2 separate regions of the Homo sapiens genome follow, and region 2 is linked to region 1. The links are chromatin contacts, found by Hi-C or POLR2A ChIA-PET in ENCODE. All regions are on one chromosome and are shown on one strand. The core of a region is the stretch at or near the end of the contact, and the rest is flanking DNA. Distances in the headings are between cores, read along the strand shown.

Region 1 (7,445 bases), core at 4,029-6,528:
AAGTCATTTCTCTTCCATGGGCCTCAGCTCTTGGTCCCCACTGACTCAGGCATCTCCCTACACAATGAATTCTTCTGGGTGGAAGAGATGAATTATGTGACAGCAACAGTCCAAATGCCCTTATGAGTACTACATTGGTTTTTTAATTCTGGCAAAGGCATCATAAAGCTTGACTTGATGGTGTTTTCCTAGATTGGCCAAAGCCCAGGCCATCAGCCACAGGTTTATGTATGGTGGGGGCTCCAATGACAACTGACTCAGCAGCAGCAACTTTTAGGAGATGGTGCCAATTGGGAAATGCCCTCTTGCTGCCTGCACACATTATATACCAGGGTCTATATGCCAGGCTCCAGCTTTCCCTAACTCTGGGCCACCCCGATTGCAGTTCCACCTAAGGTGAATCACTCTCTTTGCAGAGAATAAAGCACACAGACCTGGAATCTCCCTCTGCGGTCTACGAGCACAACCACGTCAGCCTGCGAGCGGCACGCCTGGTGAAGTATGAGATCAGAGCAGAGGCCCTGGTTGACGGCAAGTGGCAGGAGTTCAGGACAAACCAGATCAAGCAGAAGTTTGGGTTGACCACGTCATCCTGCAAAAGCCATGCAAGTGTTCACGTTGTCTTTTCCTTTATTTCCTTTTTGCTCTTTCTCTCCCCCATCCTTTTGGGGATCACTGGCTTCTAATCTCCAGTGCTCTACACTGAAGATCCCTGGAAAATCTGGCTCAGTTTCTTAAGGATTATCACAGCCTCAAATAACGCTAAAGAGAAATCTCTTCTAGAATGAAAAACCATGGATACAGGTAACTATAACCCAAATCAGACTACCTGATTTGGATCACACCAGATCTATTTTATAAGCATCAAAGGGTATTTTTTTTTTAGGTGAGGAGGCTCCGTGGAGTGTATTTGTCATCACTACCTCCACTGATGCCTGTGAGTGGCACATTAATTTCCCTGAAATCCACAGCCCAGACCCACCTGCCTCACTCAGGCCCACTGGGGAAGGGCTGGGCCCATCTACCTCAGTAGGTGGTTGCCAGCATCTAGGCAGATCCACTGCCTGGCCTGGCTTCTGACCAGAATAAGACTTTGCTACAAGCCAGTGAGTAATTCCTGGTCCTGATTGCACATCAGAATCACCTGGGGGCCTTATAACTACCAAGGCCAGAGCCCCACCCAGATCACCAGACCAGATAGATACTCCATGGATCGGGCCAGGGTATCAGTATTTTTAAAAGCTTCCAGGTTGTTTTCTATGACGTTAGAAATCACAGTAACAATTTCCTTTGTGGGGGTGAGGGAGAGGGGCTGGGAAATTAACTGACAGAGAACATGAAGGACATTTCTGTGGGGCTGGAAATATTTGTTTTTTTTTGTTCGTTTTGTTTTGTTTTGTTTTTTGAGACGGAGTCTCGCTCTATCGCCCAGGCTGGAGTGCAGTGGCACAATCTCGGCTCACTGCAAGCTCCACCTCCCGGGTTCACGCCATTCTCCTGCCTCAGCCTCCTGATTAGCTGGGACTACAGGAGCCTGACACCACACCCGGCTAATTTTTTGTGTTTTTTAGTACAGACAGGGTTTCACCATATTAGCCAGGATGGTCTCGATCTCCTGACCTCGTGATCCATCCACCTCGGCCTCCCAAAGTGCTGGGATGAAATATTTGTCTTGTTCAGGGTGATGGTTACACAGGAGCATTTACTTGGTGAGAATTTATCAAGCTGTCCTCTTCAGATTTGTGCACGTTATTGTGTTTAAGTTATTCCTAATTTATTGGCAGTTTATTTCAAATAACCTCTGCAGGTTATTCTGATGTGCAACCATAGTTGAGAGCCAGCATTTTCTACAACTGTTAGTCCTTCCTCTTTCCCCTTCTGGGGGGCAATTGTGTTCATCCTAAAAGTCACATTCACTTTGTTTTTTTTCATGTTTTAGACCTTGAAAATCCAAACTGTGGGCATCCCAATCTATGTAAGTTTTGCATTCATCTTCCCAGCATCTTGACAGTTTCCAGAAGAATCTATGGGATTTTCCCCCCACTGGTCTGCATAAAAGAAAATAAAATGACATAAAAGGGAGCACTCAAGCATTCCGTTGCCTTTCCTAGTTCATTATGGTCTTGTTCGAACTTTTGTCCACATTTGTATCATTTGAGGGTGGAACGTGCCAGACCCGAGAGTGCATTTACCAGCCCTGCCCCACAGAACCCTGAGTCCAGCCCTGACTTTTTGCCCTCTCCCAGCACCAGGGAAGCAACAGCAGTGGCAACAGACTGCAGCCAGGAGCATGGAAGACTTCCCTTAAATGCAGCTCTGCCTGCTACACAGAACAACATGCCTGCCAATCGTCCCTGGCAGTTTGGGCTCAGACAGAACAAGAGATAGGAGGGGAAGGAAGTGATTCTTAAGTACAGAGTGACTTATTTATTATCCCACCTTTAAAACTGAAGCTCTGCAGTTTGGAAAGAGAGAAGTAGAGAGCCTTCCTTCCCACTTTATTTATTTTCTATTGCAGTGTCACAAAGGACCACAAATTTAGTGACTTAAAACAACACATTGATTACTTCAGTTTTCATGGTTGAGGAATTCAGGGGTAGCTTCACTGGGACCAATACTCAGGGCCTCATAAGACTACGGTTTAGTGGCAGGCAGGCTGTCTTCTCATCTGAAGAGATGGCGGGGAGAATTCATGTCCGAGCGCGTTCAGGTTGTTGGCAGATTCATTTTCTTGCAGCTGTATGACCAAGGGCCCCGGCTGCTACTGGGGTAGAGAGAAGGTTGCGCAGGCCCCAGTGGCGCCCTGCAGTTCCCTGCCATGTGACTCTCTACAGACATTTCAAATCATGGCTATTTGCTTCTTCAAGGCCAGCAGAAGAATCTCTCACTCTAGTCTGCTAAGGTAGCATCTTATATAATGTAAGGTAATCATAGGAGTGGCAGCCCCTCCCCTCTGCCCTACTCTCTGGACTAGAAGGAAGTCACACGCTCCACCCACACCCAAGGGGAGAGAATTATACAAGGGGTCACCTGAGGGTGTGTCCACCACACTGTATTACCCATTGTCTTTGGAAAAGTGATGGAGAGTCGATGACGCTCTGCAGACAGTGAGGTGGATAAGTTTAGTCTAACAATCACCTTAGAGTCAGACACAGCTGAGGGAGCCTCCTTCCCAGCAGAGGAATCTGTGCAGTGTGACCTGGCAGGGAGGCGCAAAGGAACTGGGTGTTGGGAGCCTGTTGGCAGGTTCTCCCCGCCCTTCCCCAAGCCCTGTTTCCCAGGCTGCCTCACCGGCTTGCTTCCGGCCATGTCCAGTCAATGAGAGGTGGAGATGGGAGCTTGGAAGAGAGAGAACAGGAGAGGCCTGGGTAGTTTGTACCCTCTGGGCTCAGAGGACGTTTTCCAGCAGTAACTGTGTCTCCTTCCTCCGCTGCCCAGCTTGTGCCCCAGCTCATGCCCATAGCCTCCTGCCAGGGTTTCAGCACCCATCAAAGGTCCCTGCTTCTGGTTCTGATACCACCTCGTCCCTGTGTCCCTCCAGGCTCTGGGGCAGTGAGGACTTCCTTCACTGCAGTCTCTGGGTCGTCTCATTCCCTGCTTAGCTTCTTGAGTTTTACTTCATCTGGGAACCAGTTCTCTGTATTATATTGATTGTTTGAAACCCCTAGACTAGTTTATGTTTCCAGGTTAGTCCCTAATGTAAAGGGTTTTGATGAGTTGGCAGATGTGGCTCAGTGGGGTGGATGATTGGATAACACAGCCTCAATGATTCTTCCCATCCCTGCCGGGCGGGGTCTAGGGTGAGGCAAGCGAGGCACTTGCTCGGGCATATAACCTAAAGGGGCACCGAAATACTTAGTAATACAGATAAATAGTATTTTGATTCAATGTTTTAAAAAACCAAAATCAACCCACACAAATTTATGATAGAGCTTGGTGAATTGTCATGAGGTGAACACACCCATATAACCAGCACCCAGATCAAAAACAAAAAGAACATAACCAGCACCCCAGACACCCCCAGTGGACCCCCCAAGGTGAATACAACACCGACGTCCATCTCCATGAATTAGTTTGGCCCTTTAGTTTGAATATCTTGCAAACAATCTGACAGTGCACACTCTTTCATGCCTGCACGCTTTTGTTCAACATCACATTTAAGAGATTCATCCAGGTTTTCACCGGGAGATGTAGTTTATTTTCAAATAACATGATGGTTTCACTTTTTTACTTTTTAAAAACTAAACGTTACTTCAATAAAATAATACATGTTGTCACAGAAAAGGGAGAAAATACAAAGAAGAAAATCAAACAGCCTGGGACTGCTGACACTGAGATGTTTGGTAGGCGACCTTCCAGGAGGAATTTTAGGTGCATTTATAGTTTTCTTTCCATTTAAAATGGGATTTGCAGTTCAGAGCCTCATTCTTCTCTTGAGAGAGCTAAACAGGATGGCAGGGTGTAGTGGCTCATGCCTGTAATCCCAACACTTTGGGATGCTGAGGTGGGTGGATCCCTCGAGCCCAGGAGTTCAAGACCAGCTTGGGCAACATGGTGAAACCCCATCTCTACAAAAGATATAAAACTCAGCCGGGCATGGTGGTGGGCAGCTGTAGTCCCAGCTACTTGAGAGGCTGGGGTGGGAGGATCATTTGAGCCCAGGCAGTTGAGGCTGCAGTGAGCTGCGGTTGTGCCACTGCACTCCAGCCTGGGCAACAGAGCAAAACCCTGTCTCAATTAAAAAAAAAAAAAAAAGAAAAAAAAAAAGCAGGGAATGCGGGGGAAGTTAAACAGGATAACAGGATGATTTCTTTCATAGCGAGCACAGTGTTTGCGGAGGAAGGAGATGGTGTATTTGTTTCACCTTCAAATTGCGGGGCATCAGAAAAGTCACTTGTCACTTACCTTCCATGACTGTCATTTTCTTATCTTTAAAAGGGACATAAACTTACCCCTCTGCCTCCCTCTCAGGGGCTGTGAGCCCCGCAGGCAGCACTGTATGTAAGGCCTCTTTATGGACCAGTCCCTGTGCAGACGCCTGGGGGCTTGGTGTTACTGGCTCAAGAAAAAATGCAACCTTGTGGCATTTTACCACAGTTCTGTAGGATAACAGGGATGACAAGAACTAAAAACACTGACAAGCAAATCTGCAGATGTCTAAGAGAGGAGAGGTTGTTTGGAAGCGTCTCTGAAACATGAATGATTGCCCGGTCTCTAGGGGAAACAACGGTTAGGTATTTGAAATACGTAAACTCATGCGCCAGGAGTTTGCAAGAGTGGGAGAAACTTGCCAAGGAGCGATGCCAAAAATGTGTCTGTAAGGTGAGCAGTAAAGCAGAGTGGGGAATGTTAGGGAGGGGCTGGGGCGGGCAGGAGGAAGGCAGCCCCAAAACCTGCGGGGGGCTGGGGTGGCAGGAGGAAGGCAGCCCCAAAAGGAAAAGGGAAGGATTGAAGGATTGGGCTGCCTCCCCTTCCTCTTGGGCAACAGGAAGGTACTAGAGACAGTAGGACTTGGAGTGTCAGGGAGGGGCCCTGTGATGTCATTTCCACCTCCTAATTGTACAAGGGGGAAATGGAGCCCCAGCAAGGTGGAGTAATGATTCTGGTGGGAAAATGCTTGGTAAGCACCGTCTCACTGAATCCTCCCGACCCCATGAAGTAGGTGTATTTTCCATGTCTGATAAGAAGGAAGCTGAGGCCGGGCATGGTGGCTCACACCTGTAATCTCAGTACTTTGGGAGGCCAAGGTGGGTGGATCACCTGAGGTTAAGAGTTCAAGACCAGCCTGGCCAACATGGTGAAACCCTGTCTCTACTAAAAATACAAAAATTAGCTGGGTTTGGTGATGCATGTCTGTGATCCCGGCTACTTGGGAGGCTGAGGTGGGAGGATTGCTTGAACCAGGAAGGTGGAGGTTGCAGTGACCTGAGATTGCACCACTGCACTCCAGTCTGGGCCCAGAGAAAGTAAATTTATTCATCCAAGTCTCCTCAGTGTGGCAGAGTTGGGAGTCCAGCTCAGGCCTGGCCACAGGCCTATCTGTTTCTATTTCCCCTGATGGCCCACTGAGAAGAGTGGAAATGTTTTAGGGTGTTTCATTCAAGTATTTCTTGAACACCTATCTGTTCAAAAGCAATGCGCACGGAGCATATGCTACGCGCCTGGCTGCGGTGTGCAGGGTGTGCCTCATATGATATCTCATTCGATTATGATGGGGACTTGAGCAGGGGCAAGGGTGGGAGAGTGGCACGTACCTGGGCCTGGAAGGATGGGGGGCTGTCCTTGTAGGTGGGGATGGAGGGAAACGGTACACAGGTGGTGTTCCAGCCTCATGGCTCTAGGACTGAATATGCATCTGAATTACCTGGGACTTTGTGCTTGCGCAGATCCTGGGCCCCGGCTGAGAGAGGCTGATTTTGAAGTCTGAGAGACACTCAGAAATCTGCACTATAACAGGCTTCCTGGGGGATGCTGATGCAGGGTGTCTGTGGATCACATCCAGAAACTGATCTGTGTGTCAATTCCACAGCAGGGTTTCTTACTGTGCTCCATACACCCAATTGTCTTCCTTACCCAGTGCCAAAACAAAATCCAAACAATAACAAAAAACCTGTGAATTGATTTCACCACACTGGCTGATTCGAAACAAAGCAAAACTGATTTCCTAGAATATGAAATAAACAGAACTTAGTAATGAGGCCCCTCCTGTGGGTGAGCCATAATTCACAGTCCACCCCTTTCCACTAGGGGGCATGGTCCACCTCAAAAATTTTAGTGGCAAAAATTTGCAACCTAAAAACTCGTTTTACAGCAGGGAGTCCCCTTGCTTTGTGGTTGAAAGTGGAGCTGTTCGTCCTGGGAGAGGCTCTGTTTATCCAAACATCCACAGTATGCACATCATAAAATCTCTGAACTTGAGAAGTGTTAGTCTTGAGACAAAAAAATCTTAAAATAATTTTACAAGCTTTTCTTACAAGGGAGAAATTCGTAGAGATTCAAGGGAGAACTTGAATTTTAAAGCCCAAAGTCCCAATGCCCAAAGCAGTGGCCATGAGCACTGGTTAACGAAACCTCTTATGTGCCATGTCTGAAACGCCTCGTTCACTTCTCCTGATGCCCTTCTGGCTCACCTCCTAGCCGCTCACCTCCTATCCCCTCCCCTCCAACGGGGGAGATGGCCCTGGACTCATTTGGTGCACACCAAGTCTTTCGGGTTCTAGAGTACAACTGACCTGGGTTTGAGTCTCAGCGCTGCCCCTTATCAGCTGTATGGCCTTAGGCAAGCCATCTAACCTCTCTGAGCCTCAGAGACTGATCTGAGATAGGCAATCAAACTCATGGTAAAAATTAAATAAGTTGATGTTTTTTGTAAAGCACCTACCACATAATACGTGCTTTATACAATTTATTCCTTATTTTTTCACCCTTATTGCTTGGAGTCAGGG
Region 2 (6,725 bases), core at 2,460-4,959, 150 kb after region 1:
CAGAGCCCACTCCACACCTAGGCCAGATGGCAGAGCCTGTTGTTTCTAGGATGCACGCCCGTACAGTAGGTTACTGTACTGAATACTGTAGGCAGTTGTAACAATGGTGAGTATTTGTGTATTCAAACATAGAAAAGGTATAGTAAAAACAATGGTGTTATGGTCCGCGGCTGGCTGAAACGTTATGTGGTGCATGACTGTAGGTATAAAGCATTACAGTTGTTTGATTTTTCTCTTTTTCTCACCCACAGTCTTAAGGCACCTCTTATGCCTTTTGTCTGGGATGTCCCGGGCAGGGTTGGAACGTGTGGTTAAGGCATGGCGGAAACTGCTTTGGGGACAGACGATGGCCTCAGCTTGCCTTGGGGTGTCAGTGGGAAAGATAGGAGCTGCCCCTTTGCCTTCGTGTTTCTTCGTAATAATCTCAGATGTACCCGTCTGGTGGGCCTCTCCTAGAAAAAGCCCCGGTGCTCTTTGCTCCTGCGGTGTTTCTCAGGAGGGTTGTTGCTTCTTTGTAATGGTGGGGACTCAGGGAAGGGACGCAGGCAGAGGGTGATGCCACATCAAAAAGGGACCCTTGGCTGGGTGTGGTGGCTTACGCCTGTAATCCTAGCACTTTGGGAGGCCGAGGCAGGTGGATCACCTGAGGTCAGGAGTTCGAGACCAGCCTGGCCAACGTGGTGAAACCCGGTCCCTAGTAAAAATACAAAAATACAAAGGTGGTGGGTGCCTGTAATCCCAGTTACTCAGTAGGCTGAGGCAGAAGAATCGCTTGAACCGGAGAGGTGGAGGTTGTGATGAGCCAAGATTGCGCCATTGCACTCCAGCCTGGGTGACAGAGTGCGACTCCATCTAAAAATAAACTGAAAAAAAACAAAAAACAAACTTGGGCCATCAGCTTCTTGGAAAGGCTGGTGTGAGGTTGAAGCATTTGCTGGTGCCTCTGCTCAACGTTTTTGTGGTGAACCTGAGCAAAGAGGTTATCATTAGTGGATTTTACTGCCTTACCTGGGTGGGCACTCCCTTGGGAGGTGGATGGACATTTGCAGCTGAGCCCAGGTGGGGGAATTGCGCTCACTCCGCCTTCAGAATTCCAAAGGCTGGGCATGCATCTTGGCTTCCTCTAACCCATGTCTTTCTCTAGGTGGCCACAGCAGAGTGTCATTAAGTATCTATTCTTTGCTTTTGTTCTCAGGGCAGGAAGATCCCAACAGTTTGCGCCATAAATATAACTTTATCGCGGACGTGGTGGAGAAGATCGCCCCTGCCGTGGTTCATATCGAATTGTTTCGCAAGTAAAGAGAGCCTTCCTTTTTCCTATAACCTCCGAAGCTTTCACCGCCACTAGCAAAACATGAGAGCTATTTTTGAGATACATTAAAGTGTCAAAGTGTCACTGAATATCTTCCTACTTAAGATAAGTGTGTCTCCCTTAGAACATTTTCCCTATTCGACTATATAAATCTACATTCTTGACCCTTCTGAATGTTTAAAGAACCTCGGGCTCTGAAGAGATTCTCTAAGAATATTTTGTAAGTGGAAGTTTTTGATGCATGCAAAAAATTGGCAGGATGTTTAGTGTTTAAATGCTAAGCCCGATATATAAAGGAGCGATGGCTAGGTGTGTGTGGCTGTTGCACAACCCATTAATCAATGCGTTGAAGCGTTCATTTTAAGGTGCTACAGGCTTAAGTGTGTACTCCTTTGGATTTTAGGCTTCCGTTTTCTAAACGAGAGGTGCCGGTGGCTAGTGGGTCTGGGTTTATTGTGTCGGAAGATGGACTGATCGTGACAAATGCCCACGTGGTGACCAACAAGCACCGGGTCAAAGTTGAGCTGAAGAACGGTGCCACTTACGAAGCCAAAATCAAGGATGTGGATGAGAAAGCAGACATCGCACTCATCAAAATTGACCACCAGGTAAGGGTGTTCTCGCCTGCAGAGGTGAGTTCTCAGATGCCCCGGAACACCCTTGGCAAAGGCACCAGAGCTCTCTGATTGCAGCTGATTCTCGGGGGGCACTGAAGCCAGTCTGAGCCAGTCACAGGAGGGCCTTGAGGAGATGCTGAGTATGGCCTGGGGGTGTGGGAGAGGAAGGGGCTCAGGAAAACTTCTGTAAGGAGCCAGATAAAAGTTTTTAAAATAATGTTTTAAATGTTTGTCAAAGAAAGCAATAGATTTGTAAAGAAATTAGTAGGTAAGTAGTGAAAATTGATTCTCCTTCCCATTCCCAATCCTGTGGCAACTCTTGTTACAGATTTTATTTATCCTCCACAGATACATCATGCGTTCACAATGAACATAGAATTTACTGGGTTTTAGACTGAGCCATCCTTAACTTGTCAACAGTTACTTTGAAAACAAACCAGCTCTCCCAAATTGGGGTTTTGCGGGGTTATGAGATGTGTTTCAAAAGAATGTTTCGTACTTTAAACATCTTGGAAAACTTGAATTAAAACAGAGCTAATGGATTTCTTCTTTCCAGACCTTCTCAGAGCTTTTAGTATGCTAGTGTGCACGTGGCTTGCCTACAAAAGGGTGTTGACTGAACTATTTGCCCAAATTATAATCATTTGAGTATACAGCTTTTTGTGGGGGCAGGCAGAACTGAGACATACCAAAATCAGTTTGGGAAATGCTGTATTTGAAAATGCTTTCTATTTAAATATTCTCTTTGCAATCATTTTTGCTCTGTTGATTTGCTTAGCAAAGTCTTCATGTCTGGGACAATATCCATTTCTTACTGACTCATCAAAAACCCCCACTCGACACGTCGATGAGAGAGGTTTTGTTTGCTGTGTGGCATGTTCAGTGAAAGCGTGGTTTCCAGTTTCTTCACATCCTTATAATTTTCTAGACTTCAGATGGAGGGAACAATCAGAGGAGGCTGGAATCCTGCCTCTGACCAAGGAAAAGACCAGAGGCTGAGCCAGGTGGGGTCTCTTGTCCAGCCCTCTGCTTGCCTCGCTTTACCTGGGTGTGGGCTGAGTAATTCCAGACAAGCGTGGAATTAATCTGGCTGTTTGTGCTGTTCAGTGGCACGCTGGTTACACCTCCTTCTGGAAACAACTCTGCGTGTGCTGTTTGGGTGGTAGGATTCCGGGTCTCCTTCTCCGTCTTTTTATAACATCAAGTTGCTGCCCAGCTCAGGCTCCTTTACGGCCAGTCTTCAGAAAACCACCAGCTAACACATTTACTACCCTCCTTCCCCGATGTTCCTGTAGCTTCTCTATGGCTGGGTGGCCAGGCATGGCCGAAGAGGCTCTGGGTAGATATAGGCTCTGTGCCCGGTGTGTGTAACTGGCCTTGAGTGAGGCTGCAGTTGTGTGTTATTTCTATTAGGTCACTGTGGAATTTCTAGCGACAACTAATCTTTCAAAGTGTGTTTATTGGTCACAGGATTATTGGGCCAGCCTCTGCCTTCATTCTTTTTCACCTAATCTGCATAATAGCTGTGTTATCCCCATTTTAGAGAAGAAGAAACAGGGGCTCAGAGAAGTCTAGTAACCTGTGTGAGGCCACACAGCAAACACCTCATGACCCTGCCCTCCTAAGGCAGCCCATGGCTACTGCTGGAGGGATAGAGGCCGGCCCCGTGGTTTGATGGGACAGCTTGACCTTAAACAGCCCATGGGAAGGCGGGTGCATCTGGTTTAGGAACAGGCTGCTAGAAAGGTATCCAGGATGTGGTAGTCTCACCGGAAGGAGCCAGTCAGAATAGCACAGCCTGTGGCCACGCGTGGGACCTGTTCAGCCTCATGGAGCTTTGGGAGGCAGCCAGCAGCAGGGCATGGGCTGTGTGCAGGCGAGGCGCTGGCCTGGACGCCGCCCCCACTGCGTAACTTCGTGTTTGGAATGCGTGGGCACATACCGTGCGGCTGCTTCTGGCCGGGGGATATTCTTTTCCAATTTTGAGCCAAGGTGGAGACTGTCTCCTCGTGCCATCCCTGGCATGTCCTGGCAAGACGTGAACGATCTCAATAGACGAGCTTTGCAGAGTGTGTCTGACCTGACTCCTGCTGTCTTGGGAGTTTAGCTCTTCAGCCAGCAGCATGCTGTTTGACATGTGTTTCAAGCCCCCCAAGAAAGGGTGCTTGAAATTTAAAATTGAACTGATGTGGCTTTTCAAAATGGAATTGGAAATGAAAGGATATTAAATTGCAGACACCCACACAAAAGACTGGTTTCCACTGACTAAACTGCTTTTTTTTGCTGATAGTAGTTGAAAGTAGGGAGAGTAACAGCATCTCTTCCAGCTTTTTCTCTTTTGTTCCCTTGTTTTGATGATGGGTTATTTCGGGGGAAGCTCTGGCTGGCCTTGCTTTGTGTCATCTTAGGGATAACAAAGAGGATGAAAGAGATCAGGAAAACCGAGAAGGCAGAACAGAACCAGCAGAAACTGTGCTTGAGGAATGAAAATCACCTACACGGCTCCTTGTCATATGAGACTGTGGCCCAGCCTCCTGCAAAGCCATTTAAGAGTAACCCAGTGAAGCTGGTGAGACTGCCTGCCGCGTCCGTGGGCCCAGTGACTAACTCGGTGGCTTATCATCTGGGCCCAGCTCCTCCCCTGGCATCCTGATTTCACTTGGAGGGGCCCCCGTTGTCCTTCATAAACATGTTTATTTCATTTTATTTTTATGTTTTGAGACAGAGTTTTACTGTTGCCCAGGCTGGAGTGCAGTGGCGCCATCTCCGCTCACTGCAACCTCCACCTCCAGGACTCAAGTGATTCTCCTGCCTCAGCCTCCTGAGTGGCTGGGACTACAGGCGTGCACCACCATGCCTGGCTACTTTTTGTATTTTTAGTAGAGACCGGGTTTTGCCATGTTGGCCAGGCTGGTCTCAAACTCCTGACCTCAGGTGATCCACCTGCCTCAGCCTCCCAAAGTGCTGGGATTACAGGTGTGAGCCATTGCGCGTGGCTGTAAACGTGATATTCTTGAGACTTTCAGTGAAATAAGAATTGCCACGGACATCTGTGGTCATTGTCCACTTGCCACTCACCTACCCCCTTTTCTGGCAGCAACAGCCGGCATTTCACATGTCCATCATCGGACAGCGTAGGTGGGACCATCAGTCATGGTGTCCTACCCTCTGTGGCCAAGGAGTGGACACAGGACCCAGTTAGGGCAAGCAGAGGCTCCCCTTGGAATCGCAAAGTGAAGCTGGATGCCACCCACAGAGACTAACATGGTGAAGCTGCTGTAGCCCCTGCTGTTGAGCCCCCAGCACTGCCTGAGTTCTTGCACTTTGTGAGTCCAGTTTAATATCTGCTTTTCCTCCCATTCTTGGAGCTCCCCTCACATCTCCAGTGGCTTGAAGTTGCCAGAGATGTTTCTGGGCTTGTGACCAAATGACTCCTTTTCTGCTTCTCACTGCTGAGCAGACACATGTGCGCTCACTTTGCCTGCTGAGTCTTGGGACCCGGAAGAGCTTTTGGGAGACAATCACGGACCAGCCCCCTCTTGCCTGCCCTGCTGTCTCCCTCCAAGCAGGAGGTGAGAAGGTGTCCACCTGCAGCCCCGGCCAGGCATCCCTTTCTGTGCTTCTGCCCAAATCTGAAATTCCCCTCTCCTTGGGACCCACGACTGGGGCCAGCCTGCCTGGGGAGGGAATCCCAGCTGCAGAAAGTCGGGACAGTGTGCGTGTAAACATGTTAATAGAAAGCAGCTTTGAGGGCAGACTAGTTCAGCTTCAGTTACAAACTCTTTCCAAATGCGTTTAACATGAGCCACTGGCTGTGCGCAGCATATGTCAAGCTTTCATCCAATGGTGGCATTTTGTCCCTGCGGGGTTTTTTTTTCCTGAGCAGTTTGGGGCAGGGGTGGGGACAGGGAGAGAGAAAAGTAAAAAGAGAGCAGTTTGGTTTCTTCAGGCTGGAGTACAAGGCAGAGGTAATGGGATGTATTGAAGAAGGTAGGAGGGAAAGTTACTTTAGCTACAGCTATTTGTCCAGCTGTGCTGATTAAGAAACTTGGAGAAAAGCATCTTTGGAATCATGTCCTTCCCATCTTATATACAGCCTTTGCAGATTTCCTGCTGTTCTGAGAGAGATCTGAACTCCTTACCAGGACCTTGAGGGCCCCACCTGATTGGGCACCCCTCACTCTCTCTGCCCCTCCTCCCCTTCCCCTCCTCCCCTCCTTTCTCCACCCCCACCTGCTCTGCTCAGACACCCCTTCCTTGGTTGCTTCCCACAGGCCAGGGCTGTCCCCTGGGGCCTTGGCTGTTCCCCTCCCAGGAGCGCCCCTCTCCAGCTCCTCATGCAGCCAACCTTCCTGTCCTTCAGGCCTCTGATTAAATTCTGCCTTAGACATCTCTCCCCACCCCGCTGTGTGAGGTAGCGCCCCATGCCCCAGTCCCCTCAACTCCACTGCCTCACTTTGGGGACACATCACCCCAGGGACAACTGCATTCCACTCTTGGTTTTTCCCTCCTCGTCTATTTATCACAATTTAGAGTCGCCTCACTCATTTGTCAAATGAAGTTCATCTCTGCAGCTGGACTGCGGGGTTGGGGGCACATCCGGCTGTCGGTCCTCAGGTAGGAGGTGCTTGGCAACCTTGTTCAGAGTAGGACGTTCACAGCTGTCTGCCCCGGAGGAAGCAAGGGCACCCGCCACATGGATGGAATTGAGGGGAAGGCACCCGGGGCTCCTGCATCGAGCTTCCCTCCTATATTCAATGAGGAAATGACCCTGCAGAAGGCTGGCTGCAGATGCC

Evidence for each region. A loop is a pair of places that touch in the nucleus more often than their neighbours do. ChIA-PET counts read pairs that join two places held with the same protein, here RNA polymerase II (POLR2A). Pooled maps may share reads with other maps.
Region 2: a loop to region 1 is called in a pooled map, with 3 times the contacts of the local background. The contact joins two enhancer-like sites. A Hi-C loop is called at or near these places in 2 of 50 pooled maps. POLR2A ChIA-PET finds 5 or more read pairs at or near these places in 3 of 52 experiments (OCI-LY7, PC-9 and activated CD8-positive, alpha-beta T cell).

Annotation. Positions count from the first base shown.
Region 1 is chr10:122,336,078-122,343,522 of GRCh38, forward strand. BTBD16 (BTB domain containing 16) reads left to right here. Exons shown (of 16, transcript NM_144587.5): 15 at 417-605; 16 at 1,940-2,082. The coding sequence ends at 2,008. Among named protein-coding and RNA genes, the nearest start is that of PLEKHA1, 35 kb to the right of the region's middle. Within about 2 kb of position 5,279, at least 7 of the 41 ENCODE cell types and tissues checked have a DNase peak (open chromatin) inside an H3K27ac peak, as active enhancers do.
Region 2 is chr10:122,487,707-122,494,431 of GRCh38, forward strand. HTRA1 (HtrA serine peptidase 1) reads left to right here. Exons shown (of 9, transcript NM_002775.5): 2 at 1,196-1,295; 3 at 1,716-1,920. Among named protein-coding and RNA genes, the nearest start is that of HTRA1, 30 kb to the left of the region's middle. Within about 2 kb of position 3,710, at least 4 of the 41 ENCODE cell types and tissues checked have a DNase peak (open chromatin) inside an H3K27ac peak, as active enhancers do.